Linked DNA regions of Homo sapiens: regions 2, 3 and 4 are each linked to region 1. Evidence: chromatin contacts called from ENCODE Hi-C or POLR2A ChIA-PET data. All regions are on one chromosome and are shown on one strand. The core of a region is the stretch at or near the end of the contact, and the rest is flanking DNA. Distances in the headings are between cores, read along the strand shown.

Evidence for each region. Hi-C counts contacts between places; a loop is a spot of excess contacts on that map. ChIA-PET counts read pairs that join two places held with the same protein, here RNA polymerase II (POLR2A). Pooled maps may share reads with other maps.
Region 2: a loop to region 1 is called in a map of dorsolateral prefrontal cortex, with 3 times the contacts of the local background. The contact joins the promoter of CBX8 here to the promoter of RNF213-AS1 in region 1. A Hi-C loop is called at or near these places in 1 of 168 maps with a recorded cell type or tissue (dorsolateral prefrontal cortex) and 6 of 50 pooled maps. POLR2A ChIA-PET finds 5 or more read pairs at or near these places in 2 of 52 experiments (GM10248 and PC-9).
Region 3: a pooled map shows a loop between it and region 1 (6-fold over the local background). The contact joins the promoter of CBX2 here to the promoter of RNF213-AS1 in region 1. A Hi-C loop is called at or near these places in 1 of 50 pooled maps. POLR2A ChIA-PET finds 5 or more read pairs at or near these places in 2 of 52 experiments (H1 and PC-9).
Region 4: a loop to region 1 is called in a pooled map, with 11 times the contacts of the local background. The contact joins the promoter of SLC38A10 here to the promoter of RNF213-AS1 in region 1. A Hi-C loop is called at or near these places in 7 of 50 pooled maps.

What each region holds. Positions count from the first base shown.
Region 1 is chr17:80,413,811-80,416,510 of GRCh38, reverse strand. RNF213-AS1 (RNF213 antisense RNA 1) reads left to right here and starts at 1,343. Exons shown (of 2, transcript NR_029376.1): 1 at 1,343-1,582. ENDOV (endonuclease V) reads right to left here and starts at 1,344. Exons shown (of 10, transcript NM_173627.5): 1 at 1,261-1,344; 2 at 690-861. The coding sequence starts at 1,316. RefSeq lists an enhancer at 822-911.
Region 2 is chr17:79,795,627-79,798,326 of GRCh38, reverse strand. CBX8 (chromobox 8) reads left to right here and starts at 1,250. Exons shown (of 5, transcript NM_020649.3): 1 at 1,250-1,397; 2 at 1,787-1,830; 3 at 2,012-2,077; 4 at 2,204-2,270. The coding sequence starts at 1,329. RefSeq lists silencers at 612-771, 802-1,011, 1,172-1,551 and enhancers at 923-1,217, 2,465-2,700.
Region 3 is chr17:79,776,737-79,779,436 of GRCh38, reverse strand. CBX2 (chromobox 2) reads right to left here and starts at 1,289. Exons shown (of 5, transcript NM_005189.3): 1 at 1,130-1,289; 2 at 1,010-1,053; 3 at 10-75. The coding sequence starts at 1,201. RefSeq lists an enhancer at 36-629 and silencers at 1,025-1,094, 1,105-1,484.
Region 4 is chr17:81,293,996-81,296,695 of GRCh38, reverse strand. It overlaps SLC38A10 (solute carrier family 38 member 10), which reads left to right and starts at 1,389. Exons shown (of 16, transcript NM_001037984.3): 1 at 1,389-1,873. The coding sequence starts at 1,775. RefSeq lists an enhancer at 724-813 and silencers at 1,474-1,743, 1,844-1,913.

The DNA of each region.
Region 1 (2,700 bases), core at 94-2,593:
GACAGATTCCAGCGACATTTAAGAGGCAGAATAAAAGCGAGCTAGTGTGCAACTGGACGCGAGAGGAACGGAGGGGCCCAGGAGGATGCAGATCTCCAGCTTGGGCAACTGGGAGCGTGGTGGACAGGTCACTGAGATGAAGAACCCAAGATAACAATCAGACTTGAAGATAAAGCTCATGAGCTGATTCTTAATAGTCACAGAATTCCCTTAATTTTTGCCTTTTTTTCCCTTCCAAGACTCCCCAGACTTTTTTTTTTTTTTTTTTTTTTTGAGATGGAGTTTCGCTCTTGTTGCCGAGGCTGGAGTGCAATGGCGTGATGTTGGCTCACCGCAACCTCCGCCTCCCGGGTTCAAGCGATTCTCCCGCCTCAGCCTTCCGAGTAGCTGGGATTACAGGTATATGCCACCACACCCGTCTAATTTTGTATTTTTAGTAGAGACCGGGTTTCTCCATGTTGGTCAGGCTGGTCTCGAACTCCCGACCTCAGGTGATTCCCCCGCCTCAGCCTCCCAAAGTGCTGGGATTGCAGGCGTGAGCCACCGCGCCCGGCCAACTCCCCAGACTATTAATGACATCCTACAAAACGAGAAGCCGGGTTCTACGCTTGCACTGCTCCCTGTCCCGGAGACCGCACGCCCGAGCCCACCGAGGGGCCCGCCTCGAGCTCGGCGTCCTCCCAGGTTACCTCGAGCTCAGGGAAGCTGAGCACCACCAGGGAAGCACAAGCGCGGACACTGTCCCCTTTCACGAAGGACACGTCAACGCCCCCGACCCTCTGCAGACCCGAGAAGGCGGGGTCTCGCTGCCACGCCTCGGTGTCCCGGTCTACGACGTGGGCCTTCAGCCGAGCTTGCTCCCTAGGAGGACAGAAGCGTCAAACTTGGTCGGGGTCACACCTCAGACTCTGCCTCCTCCACCCGCGCGGCTGCAGCGGACAGAGCGCCTCTGCCGGGTCTTCTCCCGCTTCAAGGGAAAGCAAGGGACATACCGCCGAGGCCACAGTCCCTAGGAGCCCAGGCGGCGGAGACCCGCGCAAGCGCAGGCCAGACAAACTGGCCGGAAGCGAGAACCGCGCCCACCCCGCGGACTACAATTCCTGAGATCCCTCCGCTTCCGCGCCGGAAACTGGGCTTTGCTTTGGAGTCTCGGGCGGTGGCAGCTCCGATTCCACAGCCTGAAGACTATGAGCTCGGAGGGTCCGCGAAGGGCCGCCCGGCCTCGGCCCCCGCCTCCTGCGCGTCGCCTGACAGCATTACCGTTTCCACAGTGACAGCGTTTCCTCCGGCGGCCCTCCCGCCGCCTCCAGGGCCATGGCTTCGTCCCGGGCACCCCTTCCGCACGTCACTTCCGGAAGCGACTCGCTCTGACGCCGTCCGCCCTCGTTGCCATGGAGACGCTTGCGCTTTCCCGGGCCGCACTTCCCACCCGGGTCTTCAGAAGCCCGTGGCCGCTGGGTGAGCCCCTGCGTGAACGCACACGCACGCACACGGCTTCAGGTTGCCCCGCGGCGCCGCGCGCGATATCGGCTCGGATCCCGGGAGGCCGTCCGCCCCTTTTTCAGCGGATAGCTGAGGCCAGGTAAGTGACCGCGCGAGGACCCGGGAACTCCGTGACGCCCGTCCCGCCTCTGCTGTCCCCGCCGCAAGCGCTGCGCTCTGCACGGCGAGAGGGGCCTCTTGCCCTGTTGAGAGCCGGCGGGCACGGCACTTCTGCGCTTGGAAAAGGGTGGTCCAGCACTGCAGGTCCCACTCCTTGGCCCGGTCAGCGTCCGCCTTTGCTGAACCCCGAAAGGATTCACCAGGTCCAGGACAGCCCGGCAGTTGCCTCAGGAGCACTTACTGAGCGCCTGTCGTTGACGCCCCCACCTCGATGGCAGCTCAGGGGTGCCCTCAAGCTTTTGAGGGCAGGTGTCGTGTATTTAAATTCTTCACAGTTTAGCGGGCTGGACTCACGGGGGTGCTGCAGACTTGGACGGGGTTTCATCTGGGTCGGACCTTGCTGGGCAGAAAGCTTCTCCTACCAGACAAAGTACGGCGACCTTGGGGGGTCTTGGTTCTTACCTCGTGTTCCTCATTGAATGAGTGTTGGTTCAGTGCTCTCGCTGTGCCAGGTGTTGTGCGAAGTACTGTGAGGGAGAATATGTATTTATTTGTGGGGAGCCGACTTTAAACCGGTGGTTGGGAAAGGCCTGAGAGGCGATATTGAAGACACCTGAAGGGTGAGTGAAAGAGCACGGCGGGTGAGTGGAGCAGCTTTCTCGTGCAGGTCCCGGGGTGGGAAAGAGGTTGGTGTATTTGAAGCACTGAAAGGCAGCCACTGAAGCTGAAGTGTAGCAGTTTAACCCATGGTTTTATATTCTCCTGGGAGGATTCAGAAGGGTGTATGTGTGTATGTATATATAATAGCCTGAATATAAACGTCAAGGGTGTTAGGTTTTGAAGGGAAGGTGAAGGTTAAAGAATGACGCACAGTGAGATTGCCGGCGCGCGGGCGGCTCTACAGCAACACAGGTGTATTGCAAACACCTGTCGGGGGCCAGCTTAATGCCAGAGCCCACCAGCGATTACAGGCTGGGGTACTCATAGGCCTGGGCAGGAGGGATCTAGGCAGTATGGCTTGCTGTCCGGGAAGATGTTAACGTGTTCCCAGGATGAGGTGGTTCCGGCAGAATGTGGTGTTCCTGGCGCTTTGTCCCA
Region 2 (2,700 bases), core at 1-2,500, 620 kb after region 1:
GACCCGGCGACGTCCCCCAGCTTCCCGCGCTGGCGTTTCTCGCAGGATGTCCGCCGCCCACGTTGGGAAGAGCGGTGGACAGGAAGTGCGCGGGCCGGGCGCCGGGGTTCGGGGAAAGCCAGACGCACCCCCAGCCGCTCGCCCCATCCTCTGCCGGCTCCGCCCAGATGCCCTTAGCCCACCCAGGCCCCGAGCAGGGGGCGGCGAGGGGAAGGCGAGGTTCGGGGCCGAAGCCTGGCGGGGGCGGGCAGCTTGGGCTAAGGGCAGGGGCAGGTGGCTGCGGGCGTCGGGGATGGTCGGGGGGCAGGAAGAAGCCGCGCGACATCCTCTGTGGGGTCCTGGGCTGCAGCCGGGCTCCGGAGGGAACAGCCCGGCCTCCACCAGGTCTGTGTTCGGCTTCGGAGCCGGGGACGAGCGCTCCAGCCAGCCCGGCTCGCAGGGCCCGGAGGGTGGCCGAGGGCAGGGCCGCGCGACAGGAGCCTGAGACACATGCACATTGATTTGTTAGCGGGACCCGGCTTGGGGGGGGGGGGGACGTTGCCATGGAGACCGGGGGTCGGGTGTGCGGCTCCGGGGGAGGGGGGCGGGGGCCGGGGGAGAAGCCAGCCGATGGGCGCGCCGCAGGCTCTCGGGGTTCGGGCGCGGCCCGCGGCGCCCCAGCACCTGTGCATTGTGCATTGTGCGGCGCGGGCGGCTGGGGGAGGGGACCGCGCGAGTCCTGGGCGGTGGGGGTGGGGCGGCGGGCCGGGGTCTGCCGAGGGGCGGAGCCGGGCTGACATCGCCGCGGGGATCCCAGCGAGAGCTGTGGGGGACGCCGAACGCCGGAGGGACAACTTGGTGGCGGGGGAGGGGGGCCCCGGCGAGGACAGAGGGCGGCCTGCCCCCCTCGCCAGCCCCGCAGACTGACAGCGGCCGGGCCCGCCTTCCCCTGGCGTCACTTCCGGCGGCGCCCCCTCCCACTCGCGCGCTCGGTCTCTGGAGTCGCCTCGGACTCCGCCCCCTGGCGATTGGAACGCTGGTCACGTAGCAACGCGGGGGAGAAAGGCAGAGGGGCGTGGCTCGGAGCTCGTCCAATCAGCGTGCGGGGGCGCAGGCCTCCGGCCGCTCGGCTTTAGCAACGTCGTTAGCAACACGTGGGGCGGGAGGAAGCACTGGGCGGAGGGGAGGGGGCCGAGCGGAGGAGCGCGGGAGGGGGGCCGCGGGAGGGAGCGAGAGCGCCGGGAGGGGGAGGAGAACTGACGTCAGCGGGAGAGTATTATGGTCTGTCGTGCGCTGGCTGCTGCTTTTCTGCTCCTGGAAGCGGCCAAGGGGGGAAGCGGCGAGTCAACATGGAGCTTTCAGCGGTGGGGGAGCGGGTGTTCGCGGCCGAAGCCCTCCTGAAGCGGCGCATACGGAAAGTAGGTGCCCCCGGGCCTAGGGCCTCCGTGCGGCCGGGCCCTCCCCTCCCGGCCCGGGTTCCCTCCCCCTGCTGCAGCCCAGCTTCCCTTCCCCCAGGTCCCAGCAGCGGCCGCGGCCGTGGCGGCGGCGGCGGCGGCAGCTCTGAGCCCAGGCGCTTTCCTTAGACTTGCAGCGATGCACGGATTGCATGGGTGGGGGGCGGGGTGGGGAATGAATGCCGGTGCATGCACTTTGTGCAGCATTAGGTGCAGGGGTGATGCAGCGGGCGCGTGCCTTTTGCGGCGGGGTTTCGAGCATTCATCTGGTGCATGCATTTTCGCATGCATTTCTTGTATCCTCGTCATGCGTTTCTCCCCATGCACACACATTATCGCCTTTGCACCCGCAGGGACGCATGGAATACCTCGTGAAATGGAAGGGATGGTCGCAGAAGTAAGTAGGTTATATGCAATTCTCAACCCCAGACTGTTATTCGGGAGGTTTCTTTCTTCCTCTTTTTGCCTTTACATTGAAATACAATACAATGCAATGAGAAAAGTTACACACACACACACCCCCTCTGCTCTCACCCTGCTCCTGGGACTGATGCCCACTTCTTCCTGATTCCCTTTAGGTACAGCACATGGGAACCGGAGGAAAACATCCTGGATGCTCGCTTGCTCGCAGCCTTTGAGGAAAGGTACAGACCCTTCCAAGTCCCAGCCGCTCACTTAGAAACAAGTAGAGTGGCTTCTTTCCAGCCTGGACTAGAGTCCCACTTGCTTTCTTTACTCACGCACCCTTTCTCCTTTTCTTCTTTCTCCAGGGAAAGAGAGATGGAGCTCTATGGCCCCAAAAAGCGTGGACCCAAGCCCAAAACCTTCCTCCTCAAAGTAGGTTGGCAGTGTCCAATGGTGGAGGACCATGTTATGGAGTGATTTGTGGGAAGGGGGCTCTGAGGGCTGTGAGCCAATGGGGTGTCCACACATGTTGCCTATTTGTAATGTAGGAGGGAGTTCCCTGACAAGATGTCACCAAGTCAGTAGCAGCACCAACTGTGTCTGGGGGGACGGGCTTGGCCACACTAGAATTCCTTTACGCTCCCCCTCCCAAATGGACACAATAATCAAATGCAAAAAGTGTACTTTTTGCAAATGACTACTTCCAGCCAAATCTTCTACCTCTTCTCTCATCCTTCTACCTCTCAGCTCCAACAGCCATCCCACCCATTCATCCAGCCATCCACCCACCCACCCACCCACCCATCCATGCATCCATGTAGAAATTCCCAGGCATCATAGGGTAAAGATAGGAGGTCAGGGA
Region 3 (2,700 bases), core at 40-2,539, 640 kb after region 1:
CGTCCTCACTTCTTCTGGAAGGCCAGGAGCAGCCTCGGGTCCAGGATGTTCTCCTCCGGCTCCCAGCTGTTATGTCTGCAAAGCAGAGGACAGGGCAGCATTAGACGCCAGGCTGATGATCACCGCTTTGCAAGGCAGCCCGAGGGGGCTCGCCCTCACCGCTCCTCGACTTGGGCCGATGGCAGTGGCACCGTAGCACCATGGCACTTCTCAAAGTCCAAACCCAGGTTTTGGAGGCTGGCCACCCCCCACCAAGCCAGCACTCTAACCTCAGACCCAAAGGGAAACTGCCGCTCCAACCCCCCAATTAAAACAAGGCCACAAGAGGACTCCCACAGTCTCTGCCTGGGAGAAAAACAAACCCCCATAAAACGCAAAGTTGCAGAGAGGGATTCCCCCAAACCCTGGCCCGGAGCCAGAGGAGGAAGGGAAGGCAGGTCCAGCATGCAGGGAGGGGCACAGGCGCCCAGCCCGAGATCCAGAACAATGTGGCGCGCGGGCCGGGGCACCTCGAGGGGTAGCGAAGAAAGAGCGGGGTCCGGGAAGACGCAGAAACGGGGCCGCGGGAGCAGCTGTGCAGAGAGCCCCTTCCGGGGATGCCAAACACCCTCCCTTCCATTAAAAGAAAGAAAAAAAAAAAGAAACTCTACATCCATCAATAGCAAGCTCAGGTTACAGCGGGGAGAATCTGGCCAAGAGGAGGGGGGCTTGCATCCCGCGCCTCCCTCCCGGCCGGGACGGGGGTTGGGGGGAGCGCGGCGCGGCAGCCGAGGAGGTTCTGGCGCGGGGGGCCGCCCAGCTCTGCACCCGCGGGCGTGTAAACAAAGGGCAACCTCGGGCCGGGCGGCCCCCGCCCCCCTCAGAGCCGGAGGAGCCCGCGGGGACCCCGCGAACTTCCCGCTCTGCCCGCGGGCGCCCCCAGGCCACCGGACGGCGCGGCCGAGGGGCTCCACGTCCCCACCCCCGGGCGAGGGGGCGGGAGGGGGGCGCGGCGTCGCGGGGGACTCACTTGGAGGACCAGCCGCGCCACTTGACCAGGTACTCCAGCTTGCCCTGCGGGGAGAGAAGAGGGGCCGTGAGCCAGACGGACAGCGGGCGGCGGGCGGGGGGCCCGGCGGGCCGCACGCACCTTGCGGAGCCGCTTGCTCAGGATGCACTCGGCGGCGAAGACCTGCTCGCCCACGCTGCTCAGCTCCTCCATGCTGCCCGGCAGCCAGCCCGACCGCGGCGCCCGCCGCCAGTCACCCGCCCGGACCGCCGCGCGCCCCGCCGGCAGCACACAAAGCACCGCCCCCGCCCGGCGCCGGCCCGCCCCGCGCACGCGCACCGCCGCTCCGCGCCCGCGCCCCGGCCCGCCGCCCGCCCCCGCGCGCTGCCCAAATCCCGTGCGGGCCAATCAGCGAGGGGGGGCGGGTGCGGGGCGGGGCGGGGCGCGCATTGTCCGCGGCGGGCTGGGCCTCGCGCTCCGGCGGGGGGTCCCGCGCGGGGCCCCGGGCGGGGGCGGGGGCGGGGGTGGGGGCGCGGGCGGGCCCCTGGCTGGGGGAGGAGGTGCCTAGGGACTTCGGGCCTGGGGCGCCCACCGAGTCCCGCGTGATTCCCGGGGCGCGCCCGCCCTTGCTCCCAACTCCGTTTTCCGGGCAAAAAGCCATTGTTCTGGCCCGAAGGGAGGGAAGCGGGACGGGGCGCGGCGGCTGCTTCCTGCCCCCGCCTTCGAGGGGCGCTGCTCCGGGGCACGCGGGGCCCCACCCTTCCCCCGGCTTCTTGAACTGGCTTTTCCTCGGCAGCGGGGGAGTCGCTCTGTTTTGGACGAGAGCAAAACGGGTCGGGGGCTGGGGAAGGAAAGGAAGACGAAGTCCGGGGGAGGGGCCCACAAACCCCAGCAGCCGAGGCTTTTTCCCCCAAAGGCGAGAGAGGAAAATGCTTTAACTTAAACCACCAAGCACTCTGAGAAAGAAGTAATACGAACTGCCCGGAGTTCTTATTAAACAGCTATGAAAAGTGGATCCAGCCCCCGAGTTTTAGGGCACGTGTAGGGAGAAAACCAGCTGCACCTTTTCTGAATTTGTTCCCCGATTTTGATGAAATGGAGGGGGAGGGGGCGGTTTGCAAGGCTGTTCCTAACTTCGGACTAGGTCAGTAGTGGCCCGCCAGGGCTGGGCAGCCGGCGTCCTTCGGATCAATTGTCCGCGGCAGAAAAGGGTCAGGCCATGTTATGAAAGTGGGGGTGACCCCTTGTCCTCCCTGTGATCGTCGTCAGCAGGCTACCCTTTTATTCCGGTGTTAAGATTCGAATTCCATGAAGAATCACCCTTTAAGTTATTTAGATTTTGAATCAGGACAAGTCAAACACGTAATGAAAGAGACCTGAGCCTTAGCTTCATTCGTCTCAACGCAGTCTAACTCCATGAAAATTCACTCTCTGCTTTTCTTGCTTCCTTGAACACAGCTGCAAAATTCTCTTTCTGTTGAGCAGATCCAAAAGTCGTTTCTTGTTGTAGGAGACTGTCTCAATGTAATTGTGATCATCAAAACCATATTTATAAAGGGTTCTGCAGGAGAAATGTGTTTTTTTGTTTTTACAGAAAGGCCTACTGGAGAAAATACTGAACTGTAGGAACCGATCTTTCAATTTATGGCGTGTTCTTCAGTTTCTTTGGTTAGATAGGTTACATTCATTTGATTTCCTGGAGAGTACGTGCA
Region 4 (2,700 bases), core at 140-2,639, 880 kb before region 1:
TGATGAAAATTACATAATAAAAAGGAGGTTATGGAATGTGTATGCCATTTCATTTATATAAAAGTAAATGGGCTGGGTGCGGTGGCTCATGCCTGTAATACCAGCACTTTGGGAGGCCGAGGTGGGCGGATCACCTGAGGTCGGGAGTTTGAGGCAAGCCTGGCCACCATGGTGAAACCTGGTCTCTACTAAAAATACAAAAATTAGCCGGGTGTGGTGGCGGGAGCCTGTAATTCCAGCTACTTGGGAGGCTGAGGCATGAGAATAGCTTGAACCTGGGAGGTGGAGGTTGCAGTGAGCCAAGATCACACCACTGCATATACAGCCTGGGCGACAGAGCAAGACTCTGACTGAAGAAAAAAAAAAAAAAGAACGCAGGCATTTGTTATTTTGCCTGCGTATTTAATTAGTCTTTACCCAGGCATTTCCTCCTGTTCTCCTGAAGGTGGGGCACAGCCTTACTTGGTGGCTGCACTGCCAGTGCCTGAGGAACGGGCCTCTGTTCTAAGACACCTGGTCCTGCAGGTGCTGCAGACACGGCCTCCTTTCCTCCGCCGTCCTCCCCCAGCAGCCTGGAATCACTTGCTGCTTCCCAGCCATTCGGTCTACGCGCTCATTCATTAGACTCAGAGTGAGCAGCTAGGTGCCAGGAATCCACAGATCTATCGGGACCCTTCTCTGTTCTCTCCTCTCCCCGGTCTCCATTTCTACCCGAGGAATTCTCATTTGTCCTTCAAGCTCCAGCCTAGAAGCCACCTCCTTCTGGAAGCCCTCCCGGGTTTCCCTGTTCATGTAAGCCTCCACCTCTCCTGTCCCCTCCAGGAATGTCCCTTGCTCTTTTCGTGTGAAAAGGTGAAGTTCAACATTGCCACTGATCTGGGCGCAGTTCGGCAGGGCACCGCCTCCCCTTGGAGCTGTGTGGCCTTAGCGGAGTGGCCGAGCCTCTCTGTGCCCAGCGTTTCATTCCTACCTCCTAGGTGCTAATTCCTCACAACAGACTATTTTTCGGCTGAGGCAGTCAGGGCCCCCGCCCCCGTGCCCTGGCGCCAAGCACTCGCCCCAGAATCGGTCCTGGGAATAAAGGTCAAAAAGGAACCCTTAAACCCGCTCCTCCCCGGAAGGCACAGCGCCTCCCCTTCTCTCCAGCCCGCGACTGCCCATCCAAACCGAGGCCTCGCGGGGCGAGTCCCTTGTCCTCCAGCTCGTTGAACTGGGGCCCCGGGCACAGGTCGGCTGGACCAGCTTGGCGAACCGGACAGCTGCGAGACCCTCAGGTGCCCACCGGCCCAGTTTCCGCCCGCCCCTCCGGGCCCGCCTCTCATTGGCTCGCGTCCCACCAAACCCTACCCCCTGGCCGTCACTTCCGGGCAACGGAGCCCGTGGAAGGCGGAAGTGTGAGCGCCGCGGCGGCAGCTGAGTTGGGCTGAGGTGTCCCTAGCTGGCTCTGCGGCTCTTCCGGGTCTGGGCTCGGAGATTCACAGGCGGCCCGCGAGGCCGAGCGAGGGACGCATGGCCCTGAGGCGGCCGCAGGGCTTGGCGGGGTCCGGAGGTTGACCTCGCCCCCGCAGCCGGCCTTCGAGGCTGCCTCCTCCAGGCAGCCTCTGGGGCCCGCGCCCGCGCCTGCTCAGGCTCCCGTGTTCAGGCTGCCCATCCCCTCCCCACCGGCGTCCCGGACGTTGGGACCTGTGACCGTGGCCTCGGGCTGGGCTTCCAAAGCCGGCCGCAGCCCGGCGACCCCCGAGGCCTCTCGCCCCGGGCCCCTAGACCTCTCACTATGACCGCGGCCGCCGCCTCCAACTGGGGGCTGATCACGAACATCGTGAACAGCATCGTAGGGGTCAGTGTCCTCACCATGCCCTTCTGCTTCAAACAGGTGAGTCCGGTGGGCCCGGAGATCACCGCCCTCGCCTCCCCCGCAGAGGGGGCGTCTGGCTGGGTCGTCCTGGTTAAAGTTCCCGCCGGGGCAGGGCTTCGCTGGGCGGGTGCAGGCGGCCGCGGGCGGGGCGACCCTCTGGGTCCCGGCGCAGTTCCCGTAGAGAATCCGTGGATGAGAAGCGCACGGCGTTGGCCCTGGCAGCCCTTGTCAGCCCGGGCCGGAAAGTTCCCCACACTCAAAAACTCGATACCGAAGCAAAGTGTAACAAAGCAAAATGATCCTCCAGAATCGGAAGGGAACGGTGGGACTCCGTATTTTTACATTTTATCGTGTTTTTAAAAACTCTGACCCAACTGCACCTGTCTTCAGAAGCACACAACTCACCACTCCCAGGCTTCGACACTAGATAGGGACCTTGGTTGCAAGGTGATTAAAAACATCCACCAGGTTATACACCTAAGATCTGCGTTTCACAAAAACCGCACATTTGGCAGGGGGTGGTGGCTCACACCTGTAATCCCAGCACTTTGGGAGGCCGAGGCGAGTGGATCACCTGAGGTCAGGAGTTCGAGAACTGCCTGACCAACATGCTGAAACCCCATCTCTACTGAAAATACAAAAATTAGCCGGGGGTGGTGGCACATGCCTGTAATCCCAGATACTTGGGAGGCTGAGACAGGAGAATAGCTTGAACCTGGGAGGCGAAGGTTTCAATGAGCCGAAGGTTGCAGTGAGCCGAGATCACGCCATTGCACTCCAGCCTGGGCGACAGAGGGAGACTCCGTCTCAAAAACAAAAACAAAAAACTGCACATTTGATCTAAT